3 separate regions of the Homo sapiens genome follow, and all the other regions are linked to region 2. A link is a loop called in an ENCODE intact Hi-C map of the cell type or tissue named here. Cell type or tissue: Caco-2. All regions are shown on one strand.

Region 1 (8,000 bases), 51 kb before region 2:
GTTCCCAGGAACTGCCTTCTCACTTCCCTCAAGAGGGCTTTTAGAACTTTAAGCTTTCTCTCTCGGCCTGTTTATTGTGCACTGTTCATTTGCAGAGTGGCTGCAGTATCCTGTGCCAGTTTGGCAGCGTAAGGAGGATTTGCTCTTACATTCTCCCAAGAATAAGTGTTAGCTCTCTGGTGACTTAGAATTCCCTTCCAAATGACGACTGTGGCTGGAGAGCCCAGGAACTTTGTGCCAATCAGTCCTCGTTTCTATAGCTACGAAAGTCCCTTGAAACAGTGACAGAAAATAAGAGCAGATTGTTCTCAATTTCCGAATTCATTGATATGAAATGTTAAAAAAAATGCACCACTAAATTCACTCTCAAGGTGATTATTTTCTCTTTTGGTGCACTCCTGTGCTCACGCTCTTTTTCTCTCTTTCTTGCCTACTGTTGGGATTGTAGAAATATCACTGGTTGCTCCTCAAATGCCATTCATCCCTCCTGTCCCCCTTCCTCATGTAGCCCCTCATATAACCTCTTTTTTTTTTTTATTTGAGAAGGAGTCTCGCTCTGTTGCCCAGCCTGGAGTGCAGTGGTGCGATCTTGGCTCACTGCAAGCTCCGCCTCCCGGGTTCACGTTATTATCCTGCCTCAGCCTCCCAAGTAGCTGGGACAACAGGCGCCTGTCACCATGCCCGGCTAATTTTTTTTTTTTTTGTATTTTTAGTAGAGATGGGGTTTCACCGTGTTAGCCAGGATGGTCTGGATCTCTTGACCTCGTGATCCACCCACCTCAGCCTCCCAAAGTGCTGGGATTGCAGGTGTGAGCCACTGTGCCTGGCCCCTCTTTTTTTTTTTTTTTTTTGACAGAGTCTTGTTCTGTGTCTTGGCTCCCTACAGCCTCGACCTCCTGGGCTCAAGCGATCCTCCCATTTCAGCTGCCAAGTAGCTGGGACTACAGGCACATGCCACCATGCCCAGCTAAATTTTGCGTTTTCTGTAGAGATGGGGGTCTTGCTATGTTGCCCCAGCTGGTCTCAAACTCCTGGCCTCAAGAGATCTACCTGCCTCCCAAAGTGCTGGGATTACAGGAGTGAGCCAGAGCACTTAGCCTGCCCCTTTTAGTTGCTATTGATTTCAGGGAAGATTGGCGCTAACCACAGGGTATTTACTATGATTGGTGTAAGCCATTGACTGACTTAGGGATGAGCATTTCACTCAGTGCTTATCAATGAGATGGGAGGGGAAGTCTGCCTAGCACATTTATGAGAAAAATTTCCCTTCCTTAAAACAAAATGAGACAAACAAACAAGTAGAAGCAAAAATAGTCCTTTTCTGTTTTCATTTCCAAATGGCAGGTGTGATCAGACAACACCTGTAGGTGCTTTTACCATCTAGACACCATGGGGGAACATAGTTGAAAGACCAAGGAGAAAATGAGACTGTGAAGGCTGGAGGAAACCTTGGTACTTAATTGTGCTGATAAGTTCACCAATCTGGAAACCTCTTTACCTCCAGAGTTCTTGTTACGTGAGATTGAAGGAAAAAAAATCCTAATATTGTTTAAGTCATTTGAGTTGGGTTTTCTCCTACTGGCAGCTAAGCTCAAAGCATCCTAAACCATTTCATTTCTCCTTGTTTGCTCCACCTGTCTTTCTAATTCCCCTCTCTTCACTGGTTTGGGGACTTCTGAACAACAATGAGACTTTCTAGTAATTACTATGTCAAGTTATCAAGATGTTGAGCCTCCATTTCCAACAGAAGACTAATTATTGAGTCTATTTTTAAGTGCTAGAAAACTCAGTGTTTTTGTATTGTATTTTCACTATACAAAATGCCATTGCATATTTTTCTATTTCAGCAGGCTTTGAAAGTCCTGCCATGTGAGGAAATCCTAGGACAAGAAGATATTTAATAATCCCAAACGTACTGGGAGAAAGAAAATATTTCTGTCAAATCCCATGTTTATATATACATCTACGTCACTCTTAAGTAGCTAAAATGGATTTTTTAAAATCACAGGAATAACTTATAATTGTTCCAAACATTCTCTTTCCTTTATGTTCTCCTCCCTATTTCTGCTATTGGTGCTATCATTCTCTTAGTCATCCACACTTAAAATCTCTGATATATTTTTGGCTCCTCCCTCTCTCTTTTTTTTTTTTTTTTTGAGATGGAGTCTTGCTCTTTCGCCCAGGCTGGAGTGCAATGGCGTGATCTTGGCTCACTGCAACCTCTGCCTCCTGGGTTCAAGTGATTCTCCTGCCTCCGCCTCCTGAGTAGCTGGGATTACAGGTGCGTGCCACCACGACCAGCTAATTCTTGTATTTTTAGTAGAAACGGGGTTTCACCATGCTGGTCAGGCTGGTCTCGAACTCCTGACCTTGTGATCCACCCACTTCGTTCTCCCAAAGTGCTGGGATTACAGGCATGAGCCACTGTACCTGGCTGGCTCCTCCCTCTCTCTTGTGCCGGAAACCATCTGTTGCAGGGTCCCTGATGATGCCATCTTAGAAATGTCTCTTACAATCCTTCCTTGTGAACCACCCTCACTGCCACTAACCTAGGTCAGACCTCATCAGCAGCCTCCTGAAGTGCCCTCTTGCCTCCACTTTTTCTCCATTCATCGTTCTAAAGCTGGGGTTTGCCAGGCCCACTCACTTCTTAGTGAGTCCACACTGTCCGAGTGGTAGGGCCAGAGCTTGCACATGGTCATTCAAGGTCCCTGAGTCAGCTGCAGCTGATGATGCCCACCTTCTTCCTCATGCCACCTGCATCATATTCCAGAGTCCAGTCAAGTGCAGCCTTGCCCTTATGACCATGCCCTCTTATTTGACATTGAGTCTCTTTCTTGGAAAGTCTTTCTTCCTTACATTTATCTGTTCAAATCTTATCTACCATTCACAGATTATCTGAAATTATCTTTTTCTTCACAAGGTTCTCCTGATTCCTCCAAGTCAGAAGTATGCTATGCCCTCCCTTGAATTTCACTAAGATTTTATCTCTTTATCAATGAAGGCATTTATTACTGGTATTTACTACTTTCTTCTATTTATAATAGTTATTCACTGCATATCTGATGCAGTCTCCAAAAAGGTGAAGTTCTTCAGGACAGGAACCATTTTTGTTCACTTTTGTGTTATCTTTGGAGCATGTTATTTCCTTGACCATTGCAACCCCAATAAAGAAAATTGAATTACTGCAAAGTGACTGGCTTTCTGCTTCTTCTGGGTGTCCAAACCTTATCAGCTGATTAATTAAAATGTAATAAAGAAAAAAGGAAAATTATTTGATTCAGCTGATCAGTCATGAGGAAGACTTCTTTAAGGAGTGATGAATTTAGAGTTATGTCAGATACAAAATAGGATATCTTAGTTTTCTGTTTCAGAGATAGTCTTAATCAGAAAGACACTTTTAATAACATAAGTGCTTCAGGATTATTCACCAAATTTATAAGCATTTTTTGGTTTTCATCTGAAGATTATTACTTGAACTTTACAAAAGAATGATTGCTTTGCTTCGTTGAGAAGCATCACTTTCTGATGAGTCAGGATGTACCAATATCAAGATGAGGGATATTTTTATAAAAACAAACATCTATTTTTTTCCTGGCCAACTTTTCTACTCATCAGAATTAGTGCACTGCTCTTCACTTGTAGGAATCCTGATGAGACACGCAATTACCTAGTTACCAATTAACATAAAGAAGATCTTGTGGAACTTCGGGAATCCCTAATCAGCTGGTCTGCAGAAAAACAACACAGCCCACAGGCGCGCATGGGGGAATTATGAGAAATATTTGGAATCACTGTCCACATTTTCTTATCCTTACACATTTTTCCAGCTATTTGTCTTAAATTTAATACACAGTATGAAGTAGAAATAGACCCAGGGTTATTAGATCAGAGAAACTGATCAGGGTAAATATGTCCTATTCATTTCTACAGACTGATTGCTTACCGGGTAAGAAGAGAATGTAACTCCATACCACAATAGGATTTGTTCCCATTCAGTTTAAGAACAGATTACAAAGTAAGCACTTTCATAATTGGTGAAATTAAATTCCTGAGTATTTAGTAAGAACAAGGAAGATTTTATTTGCACAATATTCTCATAAAAGTAAAAAACAACTGAGCCTACCTTCCATCCATATCTGGATCTAACATTTCCTTCAACAGGTGGTGATAAAGAGGCCACGAGGCACTCAGAGAAGCACAGCAAGTAAGTAGAAAGAAGTGATTTACACAGAGAGTTCAAAAGGATTTCTACCATTTAGTTAAATAATACCTAGAGTCCAGACTCTTGTGACCCTGCAAATGCTGGGAAAGAGGATTTACAGCGAGGTTGGGCGGGGCTGATGTTACATAAGAAAGCAGCCACTGAGCCACGCACACTGCCAGATGCCAGGTCAGCCAGGAGCTCAGGGATCCAAGGCCCCTCTCAGACTCCTGGTGCAGCGATTATAGAGTTCAGCCATTTAGGAGAGTGTGACAGAGTGGCGGCAGATGGCCCCTAGCAGAAATAAGTTTTGAATCTGGCTCTGAATCCCACCCTCACTACTGCCTCTAGAATGTCATTAAACTTAAGCAGAGGAGAGGAATGTCAGAACCAAGACAAAGAACTGTCTTTGGTTGAGAGGGTGTTTCTGTCCACTTGCTGTGCCATGCAGGACGTGAGACGGGATAGGGAGATTTCATGTGTGTCATAGGCTGATGTGGTTCTGCCATTGTAAGATCAGCCCTCTTGACATAGTGACTGTTTCCGAGAATAATCATAATGAATCACAAACCTGTTAGCACTTTTTTCTCCTCCTTACCTGCCTCTGGCTGCCAGCGAAGTGCTGGGTTGAAAGTGTGTGAAGTGTGTGCACGTGCACACATGAACACGTGCAGGTGTGGTGGGAAGGGGGCACATGGGTGTGTAAGCAGTCTGTCACATAGGGAAGCAGTTCAGGGCCCAATAGCTTGAGGCCTCTGAGATGAGTTTACTTGTCCTGAAGAACAAGGGTGAACAAAGGCAGTGTTCTCATGGTGGTGACAGCAGCGGGGTGCAGGTCAGTGGAGGCTCAGAAAGGGGAAAGTTAAAATGAGCTATGAGGTCCAGCAATCCGGACAATAAGAAGGAGTCAGGTGAGTGGAGATAAATTAGGCCTGATCACCTTGAAGTTTGGAAAGAGAGGTGGAATTAAGGAGATACACTGGCTTATCCTTCAAAGCCCCCTATAAAACATGTGGAAACATTAACTCACAGCATTGAAAACGGATGTTTGGACATTTTTTATGTGTGTTAGGGGGTGCATATGGTGACCAAGAATGTCTGGAGGTGACCAGAGATAACTGTGGCAGAAATATGAGAACCAGTAAAAGCCAATATTTCCTGGAGGATATCAGCAATTGCCTGTGTAAATTTAAGCACTGGCCTATCTGTGAGTATCTGGCTAACTTTAAGACAGAAGGAAAACAAAGGAATTCATTACCCCCTGGAGGCTGAGGACAAAGCCAGGGATCTGGTCCAGCCTTTCCCCATAAGAAGACCAAGACAGGGAGGCATATGAAGACCAGGAATATAGTTCTCCAGTTCCATCCATGTTATGTTAAGTGAAATAATCCAGGAACAGAACGGTAAACAGTGCATGTTCTCACTCACATGTGGAAGCTAAAAGAGCTGATCTCATAGAAGTAATAAGTGCTACAGAGGAGACTAGAGGCTGGGAAGAGGAAGAGAGGGAAGACGAAGGAGGTAAGGGAGAGATAGGGATATATTTGATAAAAGGATACTAAATTACAGCTAAATAGGAGGAATAAGTTCCAGTGTTCTATACCATTATAGGATGACTAAAGTTAACAATTATTTTTACATATTTTCAAATAGCTGGAAGGGGGATATTGAATGTTCCCAACACAAAGAAATGATAAATGGCCAGGCGCAGTGGCTCACGCCTGTAATCCCAGCACTTTGGGAGGCTGAGATGGGTGGATCACCTCAGGTCAGGAGTTTGAAACCAGCCTGGCCAACATGGTGAAACCCTGTCTCTATTAAAAATACAAAAATTAGTGGGGTGCGGTGGTGGGTGCCTGTAATCCCAGCTACTCAGAAGGCTGAGGCAGGAGAATCGCTTGAACCTGGAGGGCGGAGGTTGCAGTGATCCGAGATCGCACCACTGCACTCCAGCCTGGGCAAAAGAGTGAGACTCCATCTCCAAAAAACAAACAAAAAAAAAGATAAATGTTTGAGACAATGGATATGCTAGTTACCTTGATCTGATCACAGCACATTATATGTATTAAAACATCACTATGGTACCCCCATGAATATGTGCAATTATTATCTGAGAATTAAAAAAGACAAGGAGAAACTGGACTTCTCTGAGGAAGTAGGAGGTAATGGTAATTTCTTGGAAAAATGAAGCGGCAGCAAGCTACAGAAGTCCTTCTTTCCATGAGCGGTGTGAACGGTGCTCCTGAACATCCACAGGCACTGGCTGGGTAAAACGAAATGTGATCGATCTCAAAATGCACAGGCTCGAGATTTTGGAGTCAATACATGTTTAAATTGGCATATCATGCTAGTTATGTCTATATCTACTCCTGTCTCAGTCTTCAAATAATTCCCTCGCTTAACGAGCTGTATTTTCCTCTTCTTGCAGCAATGAGATTCACCAGTGCTGCCCTGTTTGCGGCCTGAAAGCAAATCAGGGAAGACAGACACCTTCTCATTTAGGAAAGGAAAATTTAAACTCATCAGCTGCTTATGGGTTACTTTTCTATTTTTTCTTTTCTTTTTTTCTTTTTTCTTTTCTTTTTTTTTTTTTTTGAGATAAAGTCTCGCTCTGTTGTCCAGGCTGGGGTGCGATGGCGGGATCTCAGCTCACTGCAACCTCCGCCTCCCGGGTTCAAGTAATTCTTCCGCCTCAGGCTCCTGAGTAGCTGGGATTACAGGTGCCCAAAAACACGCCTGGCTAATTTTCGTCTTTTTAGTAGAGACAGGGTTTCACCATGTTGGCCAGGCTGGTCTCGAGCTCCTGACCTCGGGTGATCTGCCCGTCTCAGCTTTCCAAAGTGCTGGGATTACAGGCATGAACCACCGCACCCGGCCGGTTACTTTTCTATTGAAGGCAGTCTAGCTTGATGAGGATTGCAGAGAAGGCAGAACAGGCTCTAGAAACTGGATTCTCCAATTCTGTTTTCCACTAGAATTTTGCTTTGTTTCTTTTGAGGAAAAAGAAACCTAGAACACAGGAGGGCACCCTGGACAGTGAATGTGTTAACCTGGAGTCGTGGTGCATTTACCGTCCCTGCCAATATCTGCACTGCAGAAAGGATGTGGTTTTATTCTGCTGGACCCTCCGGTGACTATCAAGTGCTTGGAGAGACCATGACATGTAATGACATGAAAGTAATTTCGGTGTCACAATTTATTTCTCTTGAATTCACTGTAGATTTCTAATTGTAGAAAATCATCTCACCATGACAAGACTAGAGTGGACAAAAGCCTTTTAAACAGCCCTTTCAAATATTAGGTCCAAGTAGCAAAGAAAAGAAAATGGGGGTAAAAGTTACATTCTATTCTCAAAAAAAGAAATCTACCCAGAGAAACCATTGTCTTAGTCTCTCTGGGCTGCTGTAATAACACAGCCTGAGTGGATTATAAACAACAGAAATTTATTGCTTACAGTTCCAAGGCTTGGGCTGGAACACTGGGCTTGGACTGACCAGCTTAAGCCATGCCAGTAATATCTATATCTGCTCCCTTCTCAATCTTGAGATCAAGGTGAGCAATTTATTGCTTGGAACTGTGAGCAGTAAGTTTCTGATCAAGGTGCTGGCTGACATAGTGAGGGCCCGTTTTGTCATAGATGATACCTTCTTGTTTTGTTCTCACATGGTAGAAAGGGCAAACGAAAGGGATCTCTTTCATAAAGGAATTAATCCTACTTATGAAGGCTTCACCTCCATGCCCTAATCTGCTCCTAAAGGCCCCACCTATTTATTGCATTGGGGGGACACAGACATCC
Region 2 (8,000 bases):
ACTCTGCTTAGAAGACTTCTAATTCTTTGGGCATTCCTTAATGAAATATCATGACTTTTCCCATGGAAATGTCACTCCAAGCATGAGGTCCTCTCCTCCTCCAATCTACGGGGTTCATTTCCCCGCCTCCTCAGTCCCATGTGCATCCCTCTCTGGAGCACTCATCCTGTACTGTGTTTTATTTGTCCTCAAGCATATCTCCCTGACTCGACTGTGACTTACTCTTACTCATTTTTGTGGCCTCAGGAGTCTAACTATAAAAGTTTGTGGAAAAAAAAAATGTGATATTTTAATGAGTAAAGACCTCAGGTGGAAGCAGAGGCAAGACCAATACATTCACAGGACTTCTGTTTGGAGCATAACTTATAAACTACTTCTGATAGCTCTTAAGTGGTTACACCATGACATAATCAACCAAACCCTTTGTAACCATCTTTCAACCATGCCAGGGAGGTATTATACCAAACTTAAAATTAACCACTGGCATTTTAAGGCCATTTCTAACCGCAATGTGATATGCCATAGATTGAAAACATTGTCAAAGTTTTAAGTGTCCTCCTGGCCTTGGCTAGGAAAGACAAGTCACACCCTAAGTGCTGGGTTAGATGCCAACTTAGGGGAGTGATAGTATCTGCATGATTTCTAAATTCCAAAAACTAACACTTGTTTAACAAATCTGGCTAGGCTGTGTTGAGGTTAAAAGCAACTTGGCTACAATATTTATTTGTATTCCAGTATCTAAAAGTTCTTGCATTAAAAAGTAGAATAAAAAGTCCAAATTAAGCACAATTTAAAATGCCTCGAGTATTTAAATTGCAAGCCAAATAGGAATTGGATAAATTAAGGTCACAGGGATTGGGGGATAGATCTATTTTTAAAGGGAGTAATTTGCTGTAAATGTCTAATGTCACCAACAACATCATACAGTCTAGAAATCTAAACACATGGAAATAAACCTAAAAATCACGTGCCTAGCAAGTGAGCTGCAAGAACCCAATAGTTAACTACAAAAGAGAAGAAATGATCACCTTTTTTTGTAACATGCCTACAAAGTCTATTTTTTTCTTCATGAGCAGTAATAAAACCCCTTTTCAACCTAACTCCTGTTGTTTTTTTGAGTTTTAGGTTAGGGAAATGTGGACTTTTTGAAGCCAAGGGCAGTATGTAAGTAAGTCTTTGATTAAATTTCATCGTGTCTCTTAACACTGAGAAAATACTTAGGATTTGTACTTAGGATTTGTGGATCGAGAAGGGGGCCTATTGATCTGTATTAAACCTCACATTCACAAAAAGTAAACTGAGGCCTTGCTGCTTCCTCCAGGTCAGGAAGAACCCAAGGCTAAGGGGAGACTCTAGCTACTTCTACTGGGGAATGTCACCTGAGGATATGAGACCTGCTGTTCAGGATAAGGTGTACATGCAGGCAGTACTTCATGAAAGATTTTAAACTTGATGCATTTTTATAGAAAAGAGAAGCACAATTATTCAATATTTGTGTTGGAGTTTTCAAACTTATTTTTCTATAAATGTATTTAGAAATAAATTTAGGATGAGTGAACATCACCAACCAGACTATTTGGCTAAAATGGGGGACTGCAGGTTCTAATTCATAAAAATGGTAATCATGTTGTTGCTACTGCTGTTGTCTGGATGTTTCAAGCCTTTCCTATTATTAAACCTCGGTTATGCAGCATCACAGGACAGAGCCAACTCTATACTGGGGGAAATCACCCCAGAGAGTATCCAGAATTAGAGCTGGAGCCATCTCAGGCTTGCAAGCAAGCACCAACCTTAAAGCCTACCCACAACTCAATGAAAAGTCAATGCATTTCTAAAGTCTATTAAGGTCTATAAAGAATGTAAACAATTGTTTTGTAATAAGCTTAATGAATAAAACAACTGAACCCACTAAGTGGTACTTATAGAAAAGAGGCTTGAGAATTTAGCTTTAGTTAGCAGAACTAGTTCCCACTAGAACAGGATTGTTTATCTTGCCCCTATTAGATACAATAATCCTAATAGTGTTAATGGTACTAAATGTTTTAGGAATAAACAACTGTAGAAACCACACTGGGACCTACAAATTGCACTTTCTGTGTAAGTAAAATGTCAGAAGAACTACACTGTTATAACTTACGGTCTCATGAAACGACATTTTTTTCCATCTTGTATTTCATCTTGAAGGATTTTACTATGTTCAGCATAGTAGCAACTGAAAAAAATGTGTTTCATCTAGAAACAAAAGTGAGAAAACTACAAAAAACACTGAGCTTCTGCAATGCTCGGTTTCCAAGTTTTTAACATTAAATCGAAGATAACGCAAAATAAAGATTGCCACAGTAACCAAACTTTTCTGCTAAGTATCCTTAAAAATAATGACAGTTCGATCGTATCTTAACTGTTTTCTACAATGTGAGCAGATAATACACCTACAAACCTTTTTTTGCTACCTTGCTTTATAAAGCTTGCAAGTTTTTTTTTCAGGGCTGGAGAAGACAGCTTAATGATCAAGCTTAAAATAAATCGGTTCTGCAATCACTCTGTATTTTAATCCGATGAAGCACGTTTCCCCATTCCACGCCATGAAGCAATTCGATGTCAACTTGTTATGGAGTCAAATGCGACAAACTCCGAGAGCTTCAGTAGCGAGGCGGCGGCTCGCAGCACCCACAGCCGCCCGCACTCCTGCGGCATCAGGACACGGCGCCCTCCCGACGCGGAACCCGCATTCACGTTCTCCGGAGCCCTGGCCAGCGCACGCTCCTCCCTGTCCGGGTAAACTGAGGCACAGCGATGAGAGAGATCCAGAGCCCAGCGAAAGCCCCCACGGCTGTTCGGCGTCCCCTTCCCCCACGACACCTAGGAGGCTCGCCGGCAGCTGGCAGTGGATTCCGCGCTCCTCGCCCTCGGAAGGTTACGGTTCGAGCCCAGGATGCGGCAGTCCCCAAACGGCCAGCCCCCGCCCCGCACGGATCTCGAAGCATCCTGCGACCCCCTGGAGCCCGCTGCCCGGACCCTGCGGCGTCTCGCAGCGCAGCCTCCGCCGCAGTCTCAGCCAGCCCAAACACCCGAAAGTTCGGCGGCCCCGGCGCCGACTCGGCCGCCGACCCGGTGCGGGGCTGGCTCCCACCCGTGCCCCTCCGCCCCGGCCCGCCGGGGGCCCCCGCTAACCTGACACCGCCGCGCCACTCAGGTGGCCGCCGTGCACCCCTCGCCATGGCCAGCCCGACAGCGGCCGCTGCGCCGCACTCTGCGCCGGACGCCCGGTAGCGCCTACTGCGGGCGAGCCGCCTCCGCCGGCGCCTCACAGCGTTGCGAGCTGCGCCGCCGGCTGCCGGGAGCGCGGAGCTTCCCACCTACAGGAGCCTGGGCCGGCCGGGGCCGAGCATGCCCAGTGCGGCTCGCCGGGCGGCGCGGAGGCGCGGGTGTAGCCGCCGGGTTTTCGCGGCAGCCGCGGGCGGGGGCAGCGGGGCGGGCGGTGCGGCGCGAGCCAGTCGGTGCTGCGGAGCGGCCCCGCGGAGGAGCCACCGGAGGCTGTAGTTGCCGGGGAGTCCCGCATTCAGTCCGCTCAGCCTCTGGGCCGGGCCTCGGCGGCCCCCAGAGCCCCACACCCGCAGGCCCAGGGCCTCCGCGGCAGCGCGGGACTCTCACTCCGCTCTCTCTCCCGCCCGGGGCTTCCACCGCAACTTCTGTGGGCGTCGCATCGCACGCGTGTTCAAGGACACCCAGGAAAAGGCTTCTTAGGGTCCCATCCTGGGGCGCTAAATGGGAACCAGTCAACCCACCCCCAAGCCTACCCTGTCTCCTTGCAATCAAATGCAATCACGAGCAAACCACCTTGCTTCCGAAAGCTTCTCAGGCCTTCCCGGGCGACTGCGCTGTAAGTCTTAAACGTCTCTTAAAGCAAAGTCCACAGATGGAAGAGTCTGGAAAAAAACCCAGCGGGCCGTTCCCTGGTGACTTTCTGAGTGGTGGGGTTCCAGGAATTTTTTTTTCATTTTCTTTAAAAATATTATTTGTAATTTCCACGTTTTTTCTAATGAACCATAAGTTGATTTTTTAATTAAAAAGTAGAGTACTCTAAAATTATTAAGTACCTACAGAAGTTTCGCTACACGATCCTGCAATGTTAGTGGCTTCTTCTCCTCCTTATCTCCCTTTTTTTTTTTTTTTTTTTAATTTTAAAAGAGAACAGAGACTCTCAATTTCTGGGGCGGGACCAGGCTCCTTCCCCCGGCTTTTTAGTGCCCGCCCTCTTGGCCACACCCCACTCCGGCCTTTTTACTCCCGTACCGCCCTCTTCCCGGTGGGTTGCTGCGAAAACCCGGAAAGGTGGACTTTCCACATTGACGCTCCCGGCGGCTCCGGCAGCCAGACTGGGCATGTTCCGCCGCCGGGTCAGGCATTGCTGTGCCAAGAGAGGAGCTTTAGCAACTCTCAGTCTCTCTGCTCCTCTCTGTTCCTGGCAAACTGGCAAAGTAGTGCCTCTGACCCCACGCCCCGAGGTCGGACCTGCAGAAGTGGGTCAGGACCCGACTGAGCATGCTCCGGGCAGTGCCAGGCTGCCGCACGCGGCTGCATCTGGTTGCCCAAGGTTGATGTAGCCGCGGTCTCTCGTCACGACATCGAAGCTCGGGAAACGGATGGAAGCAGGGCTCTAGAGAGGCACGATTGCATCGACACGTGGGCAGGTCGCCCATGCCAAGGGCCATGTTGGTGGGTGGGTGCGTGGGATCTGTCGTATGAGTGAGTCAAAGCCTGATTTTTTCCCCCAAAAAGATTGAAATGAGATATCATATTTTAACATTAGTTTTATGGCATCTTGAATAGCAACACATTTTAGCTCAAGGAATTTTTCAGCTGTCCTTTTGAGAAACGTAAATTTTCTTTGTTTTTAAGTATTTAATAAGCATTCTTTACAATTGCACCACAGCGCGAACTTTCCACCTGCTTTATTAATTATGACATTTGTGTCCCCACTATTAAAATATTCCGCAGTATTATATCCCGTTTTCTTCTCCAGCATTTCTGCATTCACTCTGACTCTATTTCCTCCCCTCCCCCATCTCTTTTAAATTCTCAGACAACCTGCAAAATGCACTCTTGCTATCTTAGAAACCACTTGAGGTCGGTGTGGGGAACTTGCTTTTAATTCTCATTTAGAGAAGACAGTACTGAAATGGAGAAAAGTCACAGGGAAAGTACTTTTACAGATTGTAGATTAGTAAAGAACCCAAAGAGAGCCTTTCATTGAGAGCAGAAAGGCGAATGGAATTCGCTGTTTTCTGTCTAAGGAGGAGGAGGATGGGCAGGCAGGTCAGCTGCCCAGTGGGGCTTGGTGTGATAGTGGGAGTCACCCTTCATTTGAACCTCTCTGCCTTGCCCAGCTCCAGTTCAGCTTCAGCGTGGTCAGAGACACTATCTCTATGGAAGGTCACTCCTGGAAGAATACATTTACTTAGCTGCTTCCACCATGGAATCCTAGCTTGTGCTGGAGTGTCCCCTTCATCCTCCTCCTGTGCTTTGAGAATCCATTGTTGCTGGTATGCCCTGAGCAGTGCCCTTGAACTTGCCCAGGTACCCCTTGACATCCACACCACAAATAGTCTAGCCTTACAAAGGTGGACAAGATGTCTTTTCAACAGTCTGTACTGCCACTTCCATCCATCTGAAGCTTTCTGTTCCTGAGTCTGTCATGACATTAATCTTTCAAAAATCTTTCACAGAGATTTTTAGTCTCTACTAAAAATACAAAACAATTAGCCAGGCATAGTGGTGTGTGCCTGTAGTCCCAGCTACTTGGGAGGCTGAGGCAAGAGAAGCGCTTGAATCTGGGAGGCAGACGTTGTAGTGAGCAGAGATTGCGCCACTGCACTTCAGCCTGAGCAACAGAGTCAGACTCCATCTCAAAAATAATAAATATATATATATACACACACACACACACAAATAGTATGGATAAAGGGAAGACGCTGACCTATCAGAACAACTGCCTGATCAACCAGAAAGGATTCCAGAAATGAACACCTCGCATGGCCATGTGAGAACATACCAGCTAACACCCCTTTGACAGCGGCAATCATCAGAGAGGATGACAGCTCTCAGGAAGAAGAGACCACAGAACACCTACAATGGGGCGGTGCAAAGGATGAGAATCTGGAGGAGGAGGATGAGAAGAAACAGGATGACCTGCAATTGCTCTTCTGCTTGTATTTACTAGCTTGGTTAGCGGGTACCCGTATCTTCTCAGTCACTTACATGATGAATCTGGGCGTTACCCTAGATTCATTCATCTGCCTTTCCCGTGTCATCCAGCTGGTCTCCTGGCATTATCTATCCTGTCCTTATTCATTTCTGAACACCTCCCTTCCTTGCCTCATTGCCTGTCTTACTCCAGTCCCCATCATCTTCCTGATCAACCACAGAGCAACAGACTCCTAGATGGATCCTCTCTCTGTGTCCCCTCCAATCCATCCTCCATAGCTCCTCAGACTTTTCTTTTTAAGCCAATTGTATTACAATATGTCTGCTAAAGATCCTTAAGTGAATTCATAATGCCTTCAGGATAAGGTCCAAACTTTAAGCATGAACTGGCTGCTGCCTTCCTTTCCAGATTAGTCTCCAGCCTGTGTCCCCTAATATCCCATATCCTCACCAGTCCAAATTACCTGCCGTGTGAATTCACACCTCCATATATCTGTTAGTTCTTTTGTCTCTCTTTCTCCTTTCTTCACCTGACAAACTGTTGAGCCTTGGAGATCCAGTTCAGGCAGGATGTCCTCTGATCTTCCCAAGGTGAATGCCTCTTGAGTACTTCACCTGTTTTCATTTGACACCTAACCTTGATTGATTTTTCTTTCATCTCCTCCGCTACACTGTAGGCAACCTGATCGCAAGGGCTGTGTCTCAGCCATCTTTGTGTCTTCGTTCTTAGTCTTCAATAGAATTTTACTTAATAAATAAATACTTAACATATGGACTGATATAATGTTTAAAGTTTATTAATTTAAAAAAAATGTTGCTGAGAATTATAAACAGATTGCAAAGAAAAAATGCCAGAACAGTCACATCATATGCAACCTGCTGAATGGTTATGCTCCTAACAATAAGTTAGGAGACTAAGATAATTGAGCTCTCAGATTTGACCTCCTTAAGCCCAATGAATTTTCTTCAGCTTCAGAAATCAGGAAGTATTTTGTGAACCAGTCTGATGTCCTTGTTTTATTGGTCTGTAACTGCATGAAGCCCAGCACTGTATTACTAATTAACCCACAAATTCCATTGTTCTTTATCACTGTATTTATTTCTTTCCACAACGTGGTAATAACCTTCTAATTATGTGGTTACTCCTTAGAATAGATTTAGTTTATTTTTTTCTGTTGAAAGCATGGCACCCCAGGAGGGCAGACTAGCCTTTTTGGAATTAGCATAATTTTTTACAGTTCTATCAGCTCATAATGTCTGCTGGGGGCACCTGGTACTAACTATGGGCGAACTGATCACCAGCTTCAGGATCACCTGGTGGATGAAGTTTCCATTCCAGACCTCTGGATAGAGTAGTCCAAGAGGCAGTGATTTTTAACAAGTCCTCCTGGTGACTCTGCACACTCTATGTGAGAAACAGTTCTAAGTCACATGGATAAAAGGAAAAATAATAACTCTTGGTCAAAAACTTCAAGTAGCCCCTGTATTGGGTTTTCTTTGGCAGAGAGATCTATGTGGGTGGGAGAGGTATCTGCCCATTAATAAAAGTGTTGTTAATATCTGTGCTTCTTACATAGCCTTGGCTTATATTAGAGGGTCTGGAGAACATAGGAGAGTAACCCAGTAAAGTAGCTGCTTGTTTTTGCACTTGTTGAACAACATAGAGATTTTGCTTTGTAATCGATGCAGGCCCAATGGTACTCTCCAGTTTCTCCTTTCTATATTCTAACCCCTCCAACAGAGAGTGAGTGGAGCATTGGAGGTTTTGACCTCACACTCTTCCTGGAAGAGGACAA
Region 3 (8,000 bases), 64 kb after region 2:
GTCAACACCCCCTACCCACCCTTGCCCATCCCCGGCCACAACTGCTCCCACCCCCATCCTATGACTTGTCTTTTAGTTCCCTGTTTATAATTCTAGGTGAAGACAAGAAAGACTACCAGTAATCCATAAAATATAATTCTCTGTGGTTAAGTGCGAGAGGACTATAGAAATGAATGCTTCCAATTCTACATTTTGGCTGAGTTTTCCTTTCAGTCTTACCTTACAAAGACCTTGTTGGCTGCCAGATGTGACACATAGATCCATTTGTCCTTGACTGGGTGGGTAATGGATGGTAGGAGGATTATGCAATTTTATTTGTAACTGTTTTAGCCAGGACAAAAGCTCTGGAATTCTAAAGCAAAAAATGTATATTTAAATTCATAGTAGTAAAAATCATAGTAACAGTAGTAGACAGGAAATAATAAATGACAGCTTTATCAAGCACTTTGTACACTCAATTAAAAAACCCTCAAATGCTTTTTGCCAGTATGAATATTCCTATTTAAAAGATAGGCAGTAGACTTAGAGATTAGGAAATTCCTGTAAGTCATTCAGCCAGAAATTCTCAGAAAGTCAATTACGTAATAAATGAGCTGAGATTTGAATCTACATCTTTCTTATTCCAAACCTGAAGTCTTTAGCGCATGCGTTGCATAATCGATTCTTTGTTCTCTCTAGGAAGAGTTCTATGGCTACCTAGAAGTTCAGACTCAATAAGTTGTTTGTATCATGGAATGTTTGAATAAGCCTATGTATATTTAACATATTACATAACTAACACATATATACATGAATAACATTTCAATACACTTTTCAATCACAGAACAAAGCAGGTTTTAATAAAGTATAATTTATAGATTCTCTATAAATTATCCTTTATCACTTGAAGAAGACCAGCTAAGAAAGTCAAGGTATATGTTTCAGCTTGCCTTTAAGAAATTAAAGACATTTGAACCTATGAGGGCAATGTATTTGAATGGCTGCTTGTTTAGACTATAGAAATGAATGACTATATTCAATGTATTTGCATGACTGCTTGTTTAGACTATAGAATGAAGAAACGGAAGATCCAGGATGCTTAAACTTTAAAAAGTTGAAGCTTCCTGGATCTTCCGTTTCTTCATTTCTCCTGATATGTTTGTTTCACCTGGACATCTTCTCATTTTTTTGGACTCAGCTCTAATGGTATTTCCTTCTAGAAGCCTTCTTGGTCATTTGCGATTGAGAAGCAATCACTGAGGAGTGTTAAACATTCAATATCCTTTCTGTTCTTAATTATCCTTTGAAAACCTTTCCCCAGACCTTCCTAACCATTGAATACTCATTTGGTTAGTATTCAATGACTGAGTATTTGGTCATTGAATGACCAAATGGGTCAATGGCTTTAGAATATTTATGAATGGACCTTAGAATATTTCTTTAATATTCTTTATCAATGGGCCTTAGAATATTTCTTATGAAAATAAGCCAATAAAATTATGTTAAGTATTGATACTTACCCAGCACTCGGAGAATACTGAAGTGCTCTCTTCATCATCTCTTCTCCAAATTGGATGGTCTTTCCATTTTCTACAGTGATTACGGCAGTCTTAAAAGGAAACATGTTTGGATTTGGTAAGCCACCAGCCAAGGAGATCATCGATTTTGGTCCTCTGCTCAATATGTCAGCTACAATACACATGGAAGAGAAGAAACAATTTCATTGAAGATTGTTATAAGCGGATAGTTAAGCATGCATTATAGTCAATAAAACTATAAAGTTTAACGATTTCTAGTGATAGAGTGTGCTATGGTCTAAATGTTGGTGCTCCCCCAGATTCATACTTGGAAGTTAATACTAATGTGATAGTTTTAACAGGTGGGGTCTCTAGAGGTGATTAGGTCAGGAGGGATCCACCCTCCTGAATGGGATTGGTGCACTTATAAAAGAGGGCTGAGGGAATGCCCTTGGCCCTTCTGCCACGTGAGGACATAGGTTCTCCCTTCTACCACGTGAGGATGCAGCAAGATGGCTCTGTCTATAAGGAAGGGCTCTCACCATGGTGACACAGAAGCTGCTGGCACTTTGATCTTAGACTTCCTAGCTTCCAGAACTGTGAGAAATAATTCTATTGTTCATAAATTACCCAGTTTGTGGTATTTTGTTATAGCAGCCTGAATGGACTAAGACAAAAGCTAGTCTAAAATAAACATACAGAATAACTTTTTCTAGGCACCTCACTTGTGGAGGGACTAAAGAATGAAGGTGACCAAAGAGAAGGCAGAGGGATCAGAAAGACAGCAAAGGGCCACAATAGCAGAAGCCCTCCTCCACTTAGCCCCGACCTGTCTGTGAGCTTCATGGCCCACCCCTCTCCCATTTACCTGGCCCTCTCCACTGTACACCCATCTGCACGCTGTGCATGCCCCTTCTCAGCTTCCCAGGAAGAGCCTTTCTTGATAGCACGCCCCCTCCCTTCCAAGGCCGTGCCCCACAGCAGTCTGCGCCTCTCTCTACTGTTGCTCCTACTCTGCTCCAGCAGAAATACCCGCCTTCCGTTTCAGCCCGAGTTCTTTGAGAACAAAGGCTGTGTCTATTTCATTTCTGCACGCAGAGCCTGGCTCACCGCGAGCGTGCACAGGGGTACGCATGGATGCAACCAAGCGGTGGCTTGCTAGGGAACCCTCCTTAGAGGCTGTGCGAGGAATGCCCCACCCCAAAGGAGAGATGGTCACCCCGTTTCTCACTCATGGTCCGGATGGGAGAAGGGTTTCTGGCTGCGCTCGCTGCCGTGATGAACCGTGCGTAATTCATGTCTTCTGACAGCCAAGCATCAAGCTTCTTCTTCAGTGGTTGAGGACTAGAAAAACCAAAGAGCCTCGTCAAGTCCTGCCTGCTAACTCCTCACTCTGGCAACGCCACCGCGAGATGTGTCCCCCCGCTGCGTCTGGCTTCCCGCGCGCGGTGCCCGGAGAACGCCGCCGAAACTCCCCGGCTGGACGCTGCGTTCGGTCTCCCGGTCCTAAACGGGTCTGGGGCTGTGTGGCGAGCCCGGCAAAGTCCACGCCGCACGCGCTCCTGCGGCCGCCAGGGCCCAGGCCGGTTTTGCCCCGCCGCGGGCCTCGCCGCGCCCCCTCCCGCCCCGCGCCGTGGCCTATGGCCGCCCGCGGCGCGCGCCTCCCCGTCCCGGATCATCGCCCTCAGAGCGCAGGGCGCGGGGTAGCCCAGGCGCGAGGCGCTTGCAGCCCCAGGCCAATGACTCTTGACCTCGCCGCTGGGAATCACCGCAACCCGGCGTCCGCGTTGGCCGGCCTAGGCGCCGGCCCAGAGGCTAGCCCAGGGGCTGACCGAGGGGACCGGAAGTGCCCGTGATCCTAATCCTCGGGAACCATCTGGCGGCGACTTGGGTCCACTGCAGGGGGCTCCCGAGCTGCGCCCAGCCGGGAGCGGCCCCACCCTCGTTCCCGCGCGCTCCGCTGGCCTCCTCTCAGTCACTGGGACTGTGCATTTTGCCCGCTCAGACCATGGCTATGCTAAATACCCATCTTTCGTTAGTGAAACTCTGGGCACTCTCCTGGGAAGCATCCCGGCGACCAAGACGAATTTCAACATCACTTTCTCGAAGATCTCAGCATTTTGGAGTGACGATGGAGTTCTGACAAAAATTTTTGAAAAATCACTCTGAGTCTCTTCAATTTTAGTGTCTACCCTCACATTGAATTTCTGACCTTTCGTTAAATAAGAATTATGTTGGAAGTGAATATCCGGATCTTTTTGGGTCTAGCACCTTGCCTTTTTTTTTCTTACAAAATAACCCTTCTTACTCCCCACCTCCCTCAACTTTTCTGCAATTTCTCCTTCCTGAATCACCAAAATGGAATGTACAAGGTTTAATGTGAGCACTTAATGAGGGAAGGGTTTCAGACAACCTCTCTTTGACTTTAAAAAATTCTTTAATGGTTATTAAAATGAATGAACAGATTCATTCATTCAGCACAAATTTACTGAGTACTTCCTAGATGATTATTGACTCACTGCCAAATGGCTCTCTTTTAAGTTTACCTAATAGGTTGGTCAAGGAGCCACTGCTTTTATCTAGGTCCTGGCAGCAAAAGGCTGAGATAACCCAGTAAAATCTTTGTGCTAGCAGCTAAATAACAAAAAGGAAGTATTGAGAGGTGACAGCCTGCTGGCAGCCCTCGCAGCCCTCGCTCACTCTTGGCGCCTCCTCGGCCTCAGCGCTCACTCTGACCGCGCTTGAGGGGCCCTTCAGCCCGCCGCTGCACTGTGGGAGCCCCTTCCTGGGATAGCGGAGGCCGGAGCCGGCTCCCTCAGCCTGCGGGGAGGTGTGTAGGGAGAGGCACGGGCGGGAACCAGGGCTGTGCGGGCGCTTGCGAGCCAGCTAGAGTTCCGGGTGGGCGTGGGCTTGGCGGGCCGGCACTCAGAGCGGCGGGCCGGCTCCGCCAGACCCGGGTAGTGAGGGGCTTAGCACCCGGGCCAGCAGCTGCGGAGGGTGTGCCCAGTCTCCCAGCAATGCCGGCTCACCGGCGCTACCTTCGAATTCTCGCCAGGCCTCAGCTGCCTCCCAGCGGGGTGGGACTCGGACCCGCAGCCAGCCATGCCTGAGCCTCCCCACCACCCACCCGTGGGCTCCTGCGCTGCCCGAGCCTCCCTGACGAGTGCCGCCCCCTGCTCCACAGCACCCGGTCCCATTTACCGCCCAAGGGCTGAGGAGTGCGGGCTCACAGCCCGGGACTGGCAGGCAGCTCCACCTGTGGCCCCAGTGCCGGCTCCACTGGGGGAAGCCAGCTGGGCTCCTGAGTCTAGAGGAGACTTGGAGAACCTTTATGTCTAGCTAAGGGATTGTGAACACACCAATCAGCACCCTGTGTCTAGCTCAGGGTTTGTGGATGCACCAATGGGCACTCTGTATCTAGCTAATCTGATGGGGACTTGGAGAATCTTTATGTCTAGCTAAGGGATTGTGAATACACCAATCAGCACTCTGTATCTAACTCATGGTTTGTAAATGCACCAATCAACACTCTGTATCTAGCTCAGGGTTTGTAAATACACCAATTAGCACTCTGTATCTAACTAATCTAGTGGGGACTTGGAGAACTTTTGTGTGTAGCTCAGGGATTGTAAACGCACCAATCAGCACCCTGTCAAAATGGACCAATCAGCTCTGAAAAACAGGCCAATTGGCTCTCTGTAAAATGGACCAATCAGCAGGATGTGGATGGGGCCAGATAAGAGAATAAAAGCAGGCTGCCTCAGCCACCAGCGGTAACCCGCTTGGATACTTTTGCAGCGTGTGGTGGTTTTGTTTTCTCGCAGTTTGCAATAAATCTTGCTGCTGCTGACTCTTTGGGTCCACATTGCTTTTATGAGTTGTAACACTCACCGCGAAGGTGTGCAGTTTCTCTCCTGAGGCCGTGGAGACCACGCACCCACAGGGAGGAGTAAACAAATCCAGCCGAGCTGTCTTAAGAGCTGTAACACTCACCGCCAAAGTCTGCAGCTTCACGCCAGCAGCCAGTGAGACCACGAACCCACCAGAAGGAAGAAACTCCCAACACATCCGAACCTCAGAAGGAACAAACTCTGGACACACTGACTTTAAGAACTGTTAACACACCGCGAGTGTCTGCGGCTTCGTTCTTGATGTCAGTGAGACCAAAACCCCACCAATTCCAGGCACAGTATCTAGTAAACCTGTTAGAAACCCACGAGGCAAAATGCTTCTGCGTTCAGAGACTTCAAGTAGTTGAAATCCCATTTGATGGCTTAATAGCTGGGTGTCTTTGGACAAGTTAATTAACCTTTCTCTGTATTGGTTTTCTCGCAGGCATGTTGACAGGAATAAATGAGATAATCTGTGTTAAACTAATCAGTGCAGTGGTCTGCACGTTGTAAAAACGCTATGAACATTGGCTGTTGTTAGTAACATGCATTTAAGCAAACCTTAAGGCCTCAGCCTCCAAATGTTTTTGACTAAAGCTATTTGGCAACTTTTAAGGCCTGTTCTCAGTTAATCCATGCACACAGATCCTTATGTGTTTGAGCTTGTCCATTCTAAAAGTAGTTCCTGAATTTTTATAGAAGTTAACAAGCACCGGAAACATCTAAATAAGGTGTAGATCAAGGTAAATTGTAACTTGTAACTAGATATGTTGATGTTCCTGGGGACTTAAGGCTTTTTTTTGATAGGGGAGGACTCTAACTGAGCAAGGTTTCCTTAGATACTTAGAAGAAAATTTAAACTTTGGCCAGGAGGTGTGGTTCACGCCTGTAATCCCAGCACTTTGGGAGGCCAAGGTGGGTGGATCAACTGAGGTCAGGAGTTGGAGACCAGCCTGACCATCATGGCAAAACCCCATCTCTACTAAAAAATACAAAAATTAGCGGTGTTTGGTGGCAGATGCCTGTAATCTCAGCCACTCGGGAGGCTGAGGCATGAGCATTTTTCGAACCCGGGAGGCGGAGGTTGGAGTCAGCTGAAGCCGAGATCACGCCACTGCACTCCAGTGGGGGATTGAGCTGGGGGATAGAGCGAGACTCTGTCTCAATTTAAATTTCTTCCATTTGGTAGTAGGAACCTGTTCGGTCAAAGGAATTTGGAGTGCTGGGCCAAGGAAAAGACCAAAGGTTTTTGTAAGCACGTTGATGCACCCGTCTGTGATTTGTAGTATTTATTACTCACAGGCTATTTATTTTATTTTGAGAGGCAGAGTGTCTAGAGTCTCACTTTGTTATCCAGGCTTGAATGCAGTGGCGCCAACCATAGCTCACTGCAGCCTCGTCTTCCCGGGCTCAAGCATTTCTCTCACCTCAGCTTCCTGGGTAGCTGGGACTACAGGTGAACACCACTACACCAGGATAATTTTTTAAAATACCTTGTAGAGACAGGGTCTCCCTATGTTGCCCAGTCTAGTCTTGAAGTCCTGGCTTCAAGTAGTCCTCCCACTTTGGCCTCCGGAAGTGCTGAGATTACAGGCATGAGCCAGCGCACCTGGCCTCACACAGGCATTTTTAAAAATACGTAATTAATTGATTTTTTTACCCCCTTTCCAATCAGTGGTAACACAATTTAAGGAAGCCAAACTGAAGAGCTGTGAGAGCATCAAATCCTAAGGTGCAGGTTTTCAACCCTTAAACAGTTTGCTGAATTTTCTATTTGGCCTGTCCTGGAGTTGTACTGGTGAGACGGTTGGGGGTGCTGATTGATTGCAAGCTGGCTGATGATTCAGGCCAGATGGAGAGGCAGAGAAATGGCCCATCAGGGCAGGCTAATGGAATGCAGGGGCACTGGGGGGTCATGATCAGCAAATGCAAGGCAGAATATAGTCACAGTGGTGGGGAAGGGACAAGCAAGGGTTAAGTTGGGAAGAGCTTACCAGACAATAGAAGCTGAAGACTGAAGGTAAATTTGATTGCCAGAGAAACTAGACTTTGGATTTGTCAGGCACCAACAGCAGAAGGCTTCTCCTGAGGGACTAAGATAAATGAGCAAGGTTCATAGCTCAGTGTTGCCTTTTTAGAAGCTTGGCTTAGGACTGCCCAAGGACGGAATTAAAGACACCAGATTCTTTCTCCAAACATTTACTGAATTCTTACTCTGTTCTAGGAACTGTAATTGATTTAAAAAGATAACTATGACAAGTCACTACTCTTGAAAAGGAACTGTTTGTACATTAAGACATCAACAATTTCAGATAATACAATGTTTGTGGCAGAGGCAGGTACAAGCTGCTAAGGAAAGCAGAGAGAAGGAAGTCTTTTTCTTCTTCTCCTCTCCCCTCCCCTCCCCTCTCCTTTTCTTTTCTTGAGTATCCCTTATCTGAAATGCTTGGGAACAGAAGTATTTGGGGGTTTTGGATTTCTTTACATTTTGGAATATTTGCATATACATAATAAGATACCTTGGGGATGGAACCCAATCCTAAACATGAAATTCTCATTTACATTTCATATACGCCTTATGCACATAGCCTGAAAGTAATTTAATACAATATTT

Evidence for each region. A loop is a pair of places that touch in the nucleus more often than their neighbours do. Peaks named below come from ENCODE experiments on the same cell type or tissue, not always from the same donor. Only the 100,000 strongest peaks of a DNase experiment are listed, where the experiment ranks them.
Region 1: it touches region 2 in a loop (2.4-fold over the local background); 9 of 110 quality-filtered maps call a loop at or near these places.
Region 3: a loop joins it to region 2, with 10 times the contacts of the local background. A loop is called at or near these places in 5 of 110 quality-filtered maps.

Annotation. Positions count from the first base shown.
Region 1 is chr4:169,971,690-169,979,689 of GRCh38, forward strand. LINC02275 (long intergenic non-protein coding RNA 2275) reads right to left here and starts at 4,213. Exons shown (of 5, transcript NR_037878.1): 1 at 4,127-4,213. RefSeq lists an enhancer at 4,217-4,960. In Caco-2, no CTCF peak of the experiment used is centred here; a DNase peak (open chromatin) is centred at 4,312.
Region 2 is chr4:170,023,063-170,031,062 of GRCh38, forward strand. MFAP3L (microfibril associated protein 3 like) reads right to left here and starts at 3,333. Exons shown (of 3, transcript NM_021647.8): 1 at 3,172-3,333. RefSeq lists silencers at 3,141-3,230, 3,311-3,710, 4,169-4,238 and enhancers at 3,710-4,429, 4,419-4,558. In Caco-2, no CTCF peak of the experiment used is centred here; DNase peaks (open chromatin) are centred at 3,419 and 4,299; H3K4me3 peaks cover 2,179 bases; H3K27me3 peaks cover 441 bases.
Region 3 is chr4:170,086,897-170,094,896 of GRCh38, forward strand. It overlaps AADAT (aminoadipate aminotransferase), which reads right to left and starts at 3,060. Exons shown (of 13, transcript NM_016228.4): 1 at 2,728-3,060; 2 at 1,500-1,668; 3 at 220-352. The coding sequence starts at 2,794. RefSeq lists a silencer at 2,282-2,576 and an enhancer at 4,476-5,170. In Caco-2, a CTCF peak has its summit at 3,393; DNase peaks (open chromatin) are centred at 2,505 and 3,315; H3K4me3 peaks cover 1,543 bases.